Linked DNA regions of Homo sapiens: all the other regions are linked to region 1. The links are chromatin contacts, found by Hi-C in ENCODE. All regions are on one chromosome and are shown on one strand. Each heading gives the region's core, a stretch centred on a gene start or an enhancer-like site at or near the end of the contact. The rest is flanking DNA. Distances are from core to core; before and after follow the strand shown. Region 1 holds the start of PI4KA (phosphatidylinositol 4-kinase alpha). Region 2 holds the start of PPM1F (protein phosphatase, Mg2+/Mn2+ dependent 1F). Region 3 holds the start of RTL10 (retrotransposon Gag like 10).

Region 1 (2,615 bases), core at 82-2,581:
TGAGCTCAGGCGATCCGACGCCTAGGCCTCCCAAAGTGCTGGGATTACAGGCGTGAGTCACTGCGCTCGGCCAGAATAATTGTTATTGAAGGTACTACTCTCTGAAATCTAAGGATGGGAAGAACTGATGAAGATGAGTTGGAGCAACAAACTCTTAACCCGCACACTATTTGTCTAGGATTTGGGAAGTAAAGGTAAGACCCTGGACTCAATCAAACCCAGGCTTTGGTCAACTAGGCAGCTGTCTGGGCTGAAGGGACTTCAATACCTCTATTGGTTGGTTAGGTGGAGATGTCAATGATGCGGGAAGAACTCGTGGACCACCTGCCCTGATGCTTCAGGGTATCACCTGACACTCGCAGGCACATAGTCCTCTCTTTCTGGCTCACTCCGGAAGGAATGGCCAAAACCCTGTGCCAGATTTTGCACAGGAAATAATGTCGAAGAAACGGACTCTCCATTTCCCAAACCTAGGACCTGCTGTTCAGAATTTTTACTCACCTGGACAGAAAATAATCTGGCGTTTCCCCGTGAGCTAGGCGTAAGAAAAAAAAAATCAACGAAGCAGACTAATAGCTAAGGAAGATTTCTGGGGTAAACTGCCCTCTTCAAGTACTCCAGATGCACATACCTTTACATAGTTAACAGATTGTTACCACCATCGAGTCACTAAGGTGCAAGAATCTATGCTAGGCAACTTGAGAATTCTCAAAAGATTGTGAGCAAAACATTTCTCGTCTCCGTTTGACAGCACAGAGACCGGCGAGTCCACACCAGCCCTGCCCCAGGCTCACCTCGGAAGAGGCGACCCCAACCTTCTCGGACTCGTACATGAGGGCCAGGGACCTGCTGGTGCTGGCGGCCGTGGCCTCAGCCCTGCGGAGGACCTCCTGCCGCAAGTACTGCTGCCTGTCCGCGGGCGCGTCGGGCCCGTCGGGGAGGTCTCGGGCGTCCCTCCAAGGGGCCGGCCGGGCGCCTTCGTCCTCCCCGTCGTCGTCGAACGGATTGTAGCTTTTAGGGTAAGCTGACATGGTGCCGGCGCGGCTCTCGGTCTGGGAAACAGAAGGAGGAGCCCCACTGCCGCCGCCGTCCAGGGCCTCGCCCCGCCCGCCGACCCCGCGGTCGTCGCGCGAACTCCTTCCGCGCGTCGCGCGCAGGTGGCCCCGCCCTCGGAGCCGACCATCGCGCAGGTCGGCTGGGGGGGGCCCACATCCGGCGCGCGCAACCGCAGCCTACTGTCCATCCCCTCTCTCCCCTGCAGCGGTGGGCCCGCCCCGCAGCCACGCCCTATCTAGTGTCAGCAACTGAGAGGTCACGTGGCGGGAAAGCCGGATGCACCTACGCCTGCGCCCTGAGGTCGGGCGCTCGCGGGCCAGGAGCGGGGAGCCGGCGGGCAGCGCCGCGGCTCGTGAGGTGATGGCGGCGGCCCCGGCCCGGGGAGGCGGAGGCGGAGGCGGAGGCGGCGGCGGCTGCTCCGGCTCCGGCTCCAGCGCCTCGCGGGGCTTCTATTTCAACACGGTCCTGTCACTGGCCCGCTCCCTGGCGGTGCAGAGACCAGCATCCTTGGAGAAGGTAACGTCGGCGGGCTGGGCCGCGGGCTGACAGGAGGAGGGGCTGGGGTGACGAAGCGTGGAGGCGGGACGAGGGTCTGTGGGAGGCCGAGGCTGGGCTCGCCGGCAGCCTGTGCGGGAGGGGGCGCCTGAGCGGAGGGATCTAGCGGGGGAAGGAGGCCCTAGTGGGAGGGGCTGGTGAAGAGAGAGGGACCGTGGGGGAAGGGTCGGCGGGGCCTGCAGGGCCGCTGCAGGTGGGTGGTTGTGGGATGGGGGTGGGGGATGTGAGCTGCTGGCCCAGGGAGCATCTTGTGACATCGCGGAGGTGGAGGCTGGATCGTGGGCGGCTGTGCGGAGCAGTGGGATGAGCCGAGGACCAGGGGTCAAGACCTGGGGTTCTGCTTCCGATTTCACCTGCTTTTTATTCCGCGACCTTGGGAAGATGGCTTTCTTGTAAAATGGGGATGCTTTTATCTGCTTTGCCGGCTTCACCGGACTGTGGTGACCAGGAGACGAAACACTGTCTTGAAAGTGCTTTGTGACTGTAAACCAACTGCGCAGTGTTATTCTACGAGGCTGGGGGCGTTAGGTTGGGTAAAAGATTGTGCGTTTGCAGAAGGGACAGTGGCAGGGAAAGGAGAGTGAACTGTCAGTGGGCAGAGAAGTGAACTTGGAATTGCTTCAGAAGAGAAAGGTGAAGTCATGCCAGAGCAATCCTCATCTTGGGAGAAAGGTGAAAGGCAACTCAGTGGTGTGCCTTGAGATCTGGAAAGAGACAGATTTTAGAGTGGGACCTGAATTTGTTCCCTGCACTGGCACTTACTTACCATGTCCTCTTGGGTAAATTTAACTCTTAGAGCCTCTGTATCCTTATCTGTAAAATGAGGTTGTTCTTGAGAATTAAATGAGTTCTAGCATAAAGCATCTTGCACAGGTCAAGGCACAGAGTGGGTGAGCAGTAAATGTCAACTTTCTTTGCCCACCCGTGTGCGATGAGACTCAGCACAGTGTTTAGCTCTGAAAGGATGGAATTATTTTCCCACTCAACTTTTTGGCACATGGAGA
Region 2 (2,615 bases), core at 76-2,575, 1.1 Mb before region 1:
GTGGTGGTGCTTGCCTGTGTTCCCAGACACTAGGAAGGCTGAGGCAGGAGGGGAGGGTCACTTGAGCCCAGGAGTTTGAGGCTGCAGTGAGCTGTGATCATGCCACTGCACTCCAGTGTGGGCACCAGAGAAGGAGCTTGTCTCTAAAAAGAGAGAAAAAGAATATTTTCAAGAGCCTCTGTGTTGGCAGAAAAATGGCCCTTCAGAGATGTTCATGTCCTATACCTGTGCCTGTGTTAGATTACATGGCAGACCCGGCATAGTGGCTCACGCCTGTACTGTAATCCCAGCACTTTGGGAGGCCGAGGCAGGCAGATCATTTGAGGTCAGGAGTTTGAGACCAGCCTGACCAACATGGTGAAACCCCATCTCTACTAAAAATACAAAAAAAATTAGCCGGGCATGGTGGTGCGTGCCTGCAGTCCCAGCTACTCGGGAGGCTGAGGCAGGAAAATCGCTTGAACCAGGGAGGCAGAGGTTGCAGTGAGTCGAGGTCATGCCACTGCAGTACAGCCTGGGTGACAGGGTGAGACTCCGTGTCAAAAAAAAATAATAATAATAATAAGGGGCAAAGGGGAATTAAGGTTGCTAATCAACTGATTTAGAGAGATGATGCTGGACTATCTGGGTGGGCCCAATGGCATCAGGAGGGTCTTTAGAAGTAGCAGAAGGAAGCAGAGGAGGGAACCAGAGGTGGCAGTGTGAGAAAGGCTCAACTGGCCATTGCTGGCTTCGAGGCTGTAGGAAGGGGCCACGAGCCAAGGTATGCAGGGAGCCCTTAGGAGCTGGAAAAGGCAGGGGAACAGTTTCTCCCCTAGAATCCTCAGAAAGGAACGCATTCTGGCGATCCCTGGATCTTCGCCCACTGAGGCTAAGTGGACTTCTGACCTCCAGAACGGAAAGATAACAAAAGCCTCAACGTTTGTGGAAACAAACAACTCATAATGAGCCTGGGACTGTGCCTCCTTCCCGGACGGATGAGCCTGCCTGGGCAGTCTGGGTTTGCATCCCTGCTCTGTCACTTACCAGCTATTGACGGCAGAAGTTGCTTAATTTCTGGGCGCTGTGACCTAGGGATTGCTTTCCCCATCCAGCCGCCCACCCAAAGCTGCAGAAGAGAAGCAAGAGGCTGGTGACTGGGGCGGCTCCGGAGCCCAGGTGGAGCCGCAGTTCGCCTACCACTAAAGGGCCGCAGTCACCGTCCACGTAGCCGCCAGGGGGCAGCAGAGGTCCGGCCCCGCCAGCCTGGAGGCCCGACTGCGCCTGCGCGGCGCCCGCGGCGCCCGCGGCGGCCAGGGACGGGAAGTGGGCGGGGCCGGCCGGCAGCAGCTTGCGGGACACGGAGCCGCGAGGAGACAGCTGAGGCCCGCGGAGACCAGGGGTGAGGAGGCCGGGGGGGACGGGATTAGAGGGCTGACGGGGCTGGGACGAGGGTCAGGCGAGCGCCCAAGGCGCACAGGGGTGAAATGGGACCGAGGAACCGGAGGGGTGGAATCAGAGGGCTGGGGAGGCAAGGAGGCCGAGACGAGGCTCACATGGGTGCACCGAAAGGGTGCGGGGGTGCAGTGCGGGGGGCCGAGGAGCAAGAGGGGCCGCTGCGGACATGAGGAACCCGAGGCTGGGAGTTGGGGGGCTGGGGAGCCAAGGGGGCAGAACTGGGGGGCAGGCGGGGGTGTGGCCGAGCCGAGGGCCTGGTAGGGACCGAGGGCTATGAGGCAGAATCGGGTGCTGAGGGGGACGCGCCCCATTTTCCGAGATTTGGCCTCTCCCCACCCCCCAGGAGCCTCTGGGCCGGCACGTTGCCCCATATCCCCCCAGTCCCTGCACCTTCAGGGGCCCAGTCTGCCTGATGGCCCCCGGCTCCGCGGCCTCCCAAGCGTCCGTGAAGCGAGCGTCAGCTGCACAAGTGCTCGGGCTGCAGCTGCTTCAGCCACAGGTCTGTGAGCCAGAGCCTCAGGCGCGGAGGCCGGGCACATTGCCGCTGGGTTCGGTCAGGCAAGCCCCTGAACCTGTCTGTACAACAGGAAGAACTGGCTCCGGCTGCAGGGATTTCGGCACAGCGCTTGACACACAGTGAGGCCCACTGCATGGTGGCGGGCTCCTTCGAAGCCTTCCACCCTGCGGGACAGAGTCACACATGTCGTGGTGGCATTCCCCGGGACAAGTTCTCTGGGCCCAGCTGAGCTCTCACCACGGGGGATAGAAAGTGGGGCCGGCCAGCACTCTGAGGCCATCTCCAGTCTCTTCTGTTGTCAAATTTCGCTCTTTTCCTCCTGCACGCGAGGTGGAAATACCAAAGGCATTGGGCATCCAGAGACCTTGATTGAGTTCGCTTTGCCCTTTCACCTGTGTGAGACCTTAAATGGGTGCTTGCCCTCCTATAACCTATTTCTTCATCTGCAGTGTAGCCTGACAGTATGTACTTCTCAGCGTAGTTGTGAGAGGTAAACAAAACGAATGCATTTCTGAAAGCCATGAACCTCTACACAAGTTCATTTGTGGAATTCCTTTAAGATACCCCCTGAAGGCCGGGCGCGGTGGCTCATACCTGTAATCCCAGCACTTTGGGAGGCCGAGGCAGGCATATCACCTGAGGTCAAGAGTTCCAGACCAGC
Region 3 (2,615 bases), core at 32-2,531, 1.0 Mb after region 1:
CCCACTTCAAGGAGGCGTTTCCTGGCTCGGTGCCACTTTTATTATTTTTGGCCCAGGCTGCTGAAAGCCCCACAGACCCAGGGAAGGTACAATGTGACCTTTGATTCGCGTTTCAGGGATCAAAGTGAGTGAGTTTGGGTGTAAATGCAGATAACATTTCAGAGAGCTTTCATGAAAGGAGTCACTGGACCAGGGCAGAAAGGGAGCTGGTGTGTTACGTGTGTGTTCCCCTTGAGAAGCGTCACTTTCCGGTGAATCCGGCTGCCTGCCCGTGGCCCCAAGGACTCCTGGCTTGCATCCAGGTCCTTGGCCCACAGGCATCAGATCCTGAGCTGGGGCGCCTGCACCCTCTCCCACCTCTTCTCTAGGCACCGTGAAGCCGAGGAGAGGTGGCGTGGGACGGCTTGTGCAAGTGAGAAGAGCACCACCACTTCATCCTCACCTATCTTGTCCCAGGATCTGGGTGCTGACTCGGCAGGCTTGGGCTGGGCACGGCCCTGTGGGGAGGGCTTGGTAGCCTGCCCTCGCTGTCGTCTCCGGGTCCAGCCTCGGCCTGAGTCGGGAAGCACACAATTATATCCACAACAAGGAGGCCCAGAGGCCCTGCCTGCAGCCCCCAGGTATGCAGGTAGAGGGTCCTCTCGGACTGCCTGCCCCCTGCCTCTGGCGCCCAGCCTGCAGCTACGTCGAACCGGGCCCTAACAAGGTTCCCCGCACTGGCAATGAGTGATGAGAGGCACTCCGCGGGCACGCCGTTCCAGGGCGCTCACGAGGCCCAGCAGCCCCGCTATGCCCACATCCACCCCGACACCTGCAGCCCCCCAGGCTTAGCCCGGCCCCGCAGCAGCCCTCTCGACGCCCAGCAGCACCCCAGTGTCTGGCTGACGCCAGGGCAGTAACGGCGGGCTGAAGCAGCATCGGCCCCTCGGTCTACGCCACAGCCGGGTGCAGATTTCCCGGATCTGAGGGACCGCCGGGCACCGTCCGCTGGGGATCATGAGGGGCAGCTTTGGCCCGACCGTCTCGCGCCTGTACACGCGGCCCCACCTGATCCCGTGGCACTTGGCGCGGCGTGGGAATGGGCGCGCTCTCCCATCACCCACCGCGCGGCACTGCCGCGCCAGCAGGGACCGGGAGAGCCTGCGAGGTAGCGGCCACACGGCATACAGCGCAGGCGCGGCCTGGATGGGAGGAGCGCGTGGAGCGTGCCGGGAGCATGCGCCGGGTCGTACACGGCGGCCGCGCGCACGCTGGGGGCGTGGCTGCGCGATGTAATCGGTCTCTGGACGCTGCGCGGCGCTCCTAGGAGCAGGCGTTCCCGACTCCGGCAAGAGGGTCAGTGTGGAGGCGGGAGCCCGGGCGGCCGGCTTGAACTCCGTGCACGCGGGCCTGGAGCTGCGCCCCTGCGTCTTTTCCCGACTTCTGATCCGCAGAGGGGCACTCGGAGCCCCAGCCTGGGTCGCAGTGCCTTCGGTCTGCGGGCCTCAGTTTCTCGGTCCGCGCCGGGGGTTTGTGGGGGCACCTGGAGACATTTGGGCCGTTCTCGCAGTCTCGGGAAGCCGCGCCCGCTCCTTGCCTGGCCTCACGGCGGCCGATCTCGTTCTCCACTTTCTAGGTGGCGCCTGGACTCTCGCCCTCAGAGGGAGGCCCGTCCCACGGTCTGTGGCTACGGATCCCAGGACCCTCTTCGCGGGCGATTCGCGTAGCCTCAGGTGGGTGGGCTTCTTGTTGCCGTGGGCCTTGTGAGCTCGTATTTCCTGCATGGCGGTTGCTGGGGGGCGGGCGGTGCAGTCGTCTGCACTCAGCTTGCTTTAAGGCTTTGGGCAGGTTTTGTTCTTGGGGCTCCTGGGTCTCCCCAGAGCAGAGAACGGCTCCAGCGTTCCAGGTGCTGCCTTTGGCCTTGTGGGGGCAAACACACATGCGCCGTGGTACCTGCCCCTTTAGGATAGTGCTGTCCAGTCTAGAAGGGCCGAAAGTCTTCTATGCCAGGCAGTGTGGGGAGAAAAGTAGGGGGACCAACAGACTGATAGGCGTGGGAGGGCTAAGGTTCTCAAAATGGTGAGAGTGCGGCCCAGGGTTAGGAAGGCTCAGGCCCAAAGCAGGCCTGGCTGGCTGGTGCAGGGAAGCCTTCTCCCAGACTGCAGGGGACACAGGTGCGCAGGTGAGTGGGCAGGGTAGGGGACTGGGAAGAAGGGAAGGCAGAGATCTGGGTAGCACACTGTGGCTCCCGGGCATGGGGTGTGGTCATTGTGGGCAACCTGGATACCTAACCTTGGCTGGTGGTGGGAGCTGGGCCCTGGATCGGGGTCACTGCTTTTTTAGAGCTCAGTGAGGGACTGGACTGGACTCGACTCACGTCCAGGCCTTAGTATAATCCTGCAGTAAGGTGGGAAGCCAGGGTCATGGGCTGGGCTTTCAGGTGAAGACCCCCCCCCCAGAGGGGGGTCAGACCTGAGGGATTCCAGAGTGTTTGGGTGGTGGAGGTAGGGCCAGTGGCCCTGGCAGGTTCTAGTGCTGCAGGCCACCCTGGGAGGTACCTGGAGGAACTCACCCTGAGGGGGGATGGCCAGCAGATAGGAGATGTGGGATGAAGGTGTGTGCAGGCCTTGTGCTCC

What was found. Hi-C counts contacts between places; a loop is a spot of excess contacts on that map. Pooled maps may share reads with other maps.
Region 2: a pooled map shows a loop between it and region 1 (9-fold over the local background). The contact joins the promoter of PPM1F here to the promoter of PI4KA in region 1. A Hi-C loop is called at or near these places in 5 of 50 pooled maps.
Region 3: a map with no recorded cell type shows a loop between it and region 1 (14-fold over the local background). The contact joins the promoter of RTL10 here to the promoter of PI4KA in region 1. A Hi-C loop is called at or near these places in 2 of 37 single-sample maps with no recorded cell type and 8 of 50 pooled maps.

Annotation. Positions count from the first base shown.
Region 1 is chr22:20,857,527-20,860,141 of GRCh38, reverse strand. PI4KA (phosphatidylinositol 4-kinase alpha) reads left to right here and starts at 1,331. Exons shown (of 55, transcript NM_058004.4): 1 at 1,331-1,572. The coding sequence starts at 1,417. It overlaps SNAP29 (synaptosome associated protein 29), which reads right to left and starts at 1,135. Exons shown (of 5, transcript NM_004782.4): 1 at 795-1,135. The coding sequence starts at 1,031. RefSeq lists an enhancer at 404-1,213 and silencers at 893-1,652, 1,673-1,722.
Region 2 is chr22:21,951,558-21,954,172 of GRCh38, reverse strand. It overlaps PPM1F (protein phosphatase, Mg2+/Mn2+ dependent 1F), which reads left to right and starts at 1,325. Exons shown (of 8, transcript NM_014634.4): 1 at 1,325-1,381. RefSeq lists a silencer at 1,133-1,542 and enhancers at 1,536-2,056, 2,103-2,172.
Region 3 is chr22:19,853,540-19,856,154 of GRCh38, reverse strand. RTL10 (retrotransposon Gag like 10) reads left to right here and starts at 1,281. Exons shown (of 3, transcript NM_024627.6): 1 at 1,281-1,495; 2 at 1,616-1,712. It overlaps GNB1L (G protein subunit beta 1 like), which reads left to right and starts at 1,281. Exons shown (of 8, transcript NM_053004.3): 1 at 1,281-1,335; 2 at 1,616-1,712. LOC124905080 (a long non-coding RNA gene) reads right to left here and starts at 1,183. Exons shown (of 2, transcript XR_007068005.1): 1 at 443-1,183. RefSeq lists enhancers at 271-750, 2,173-2,615.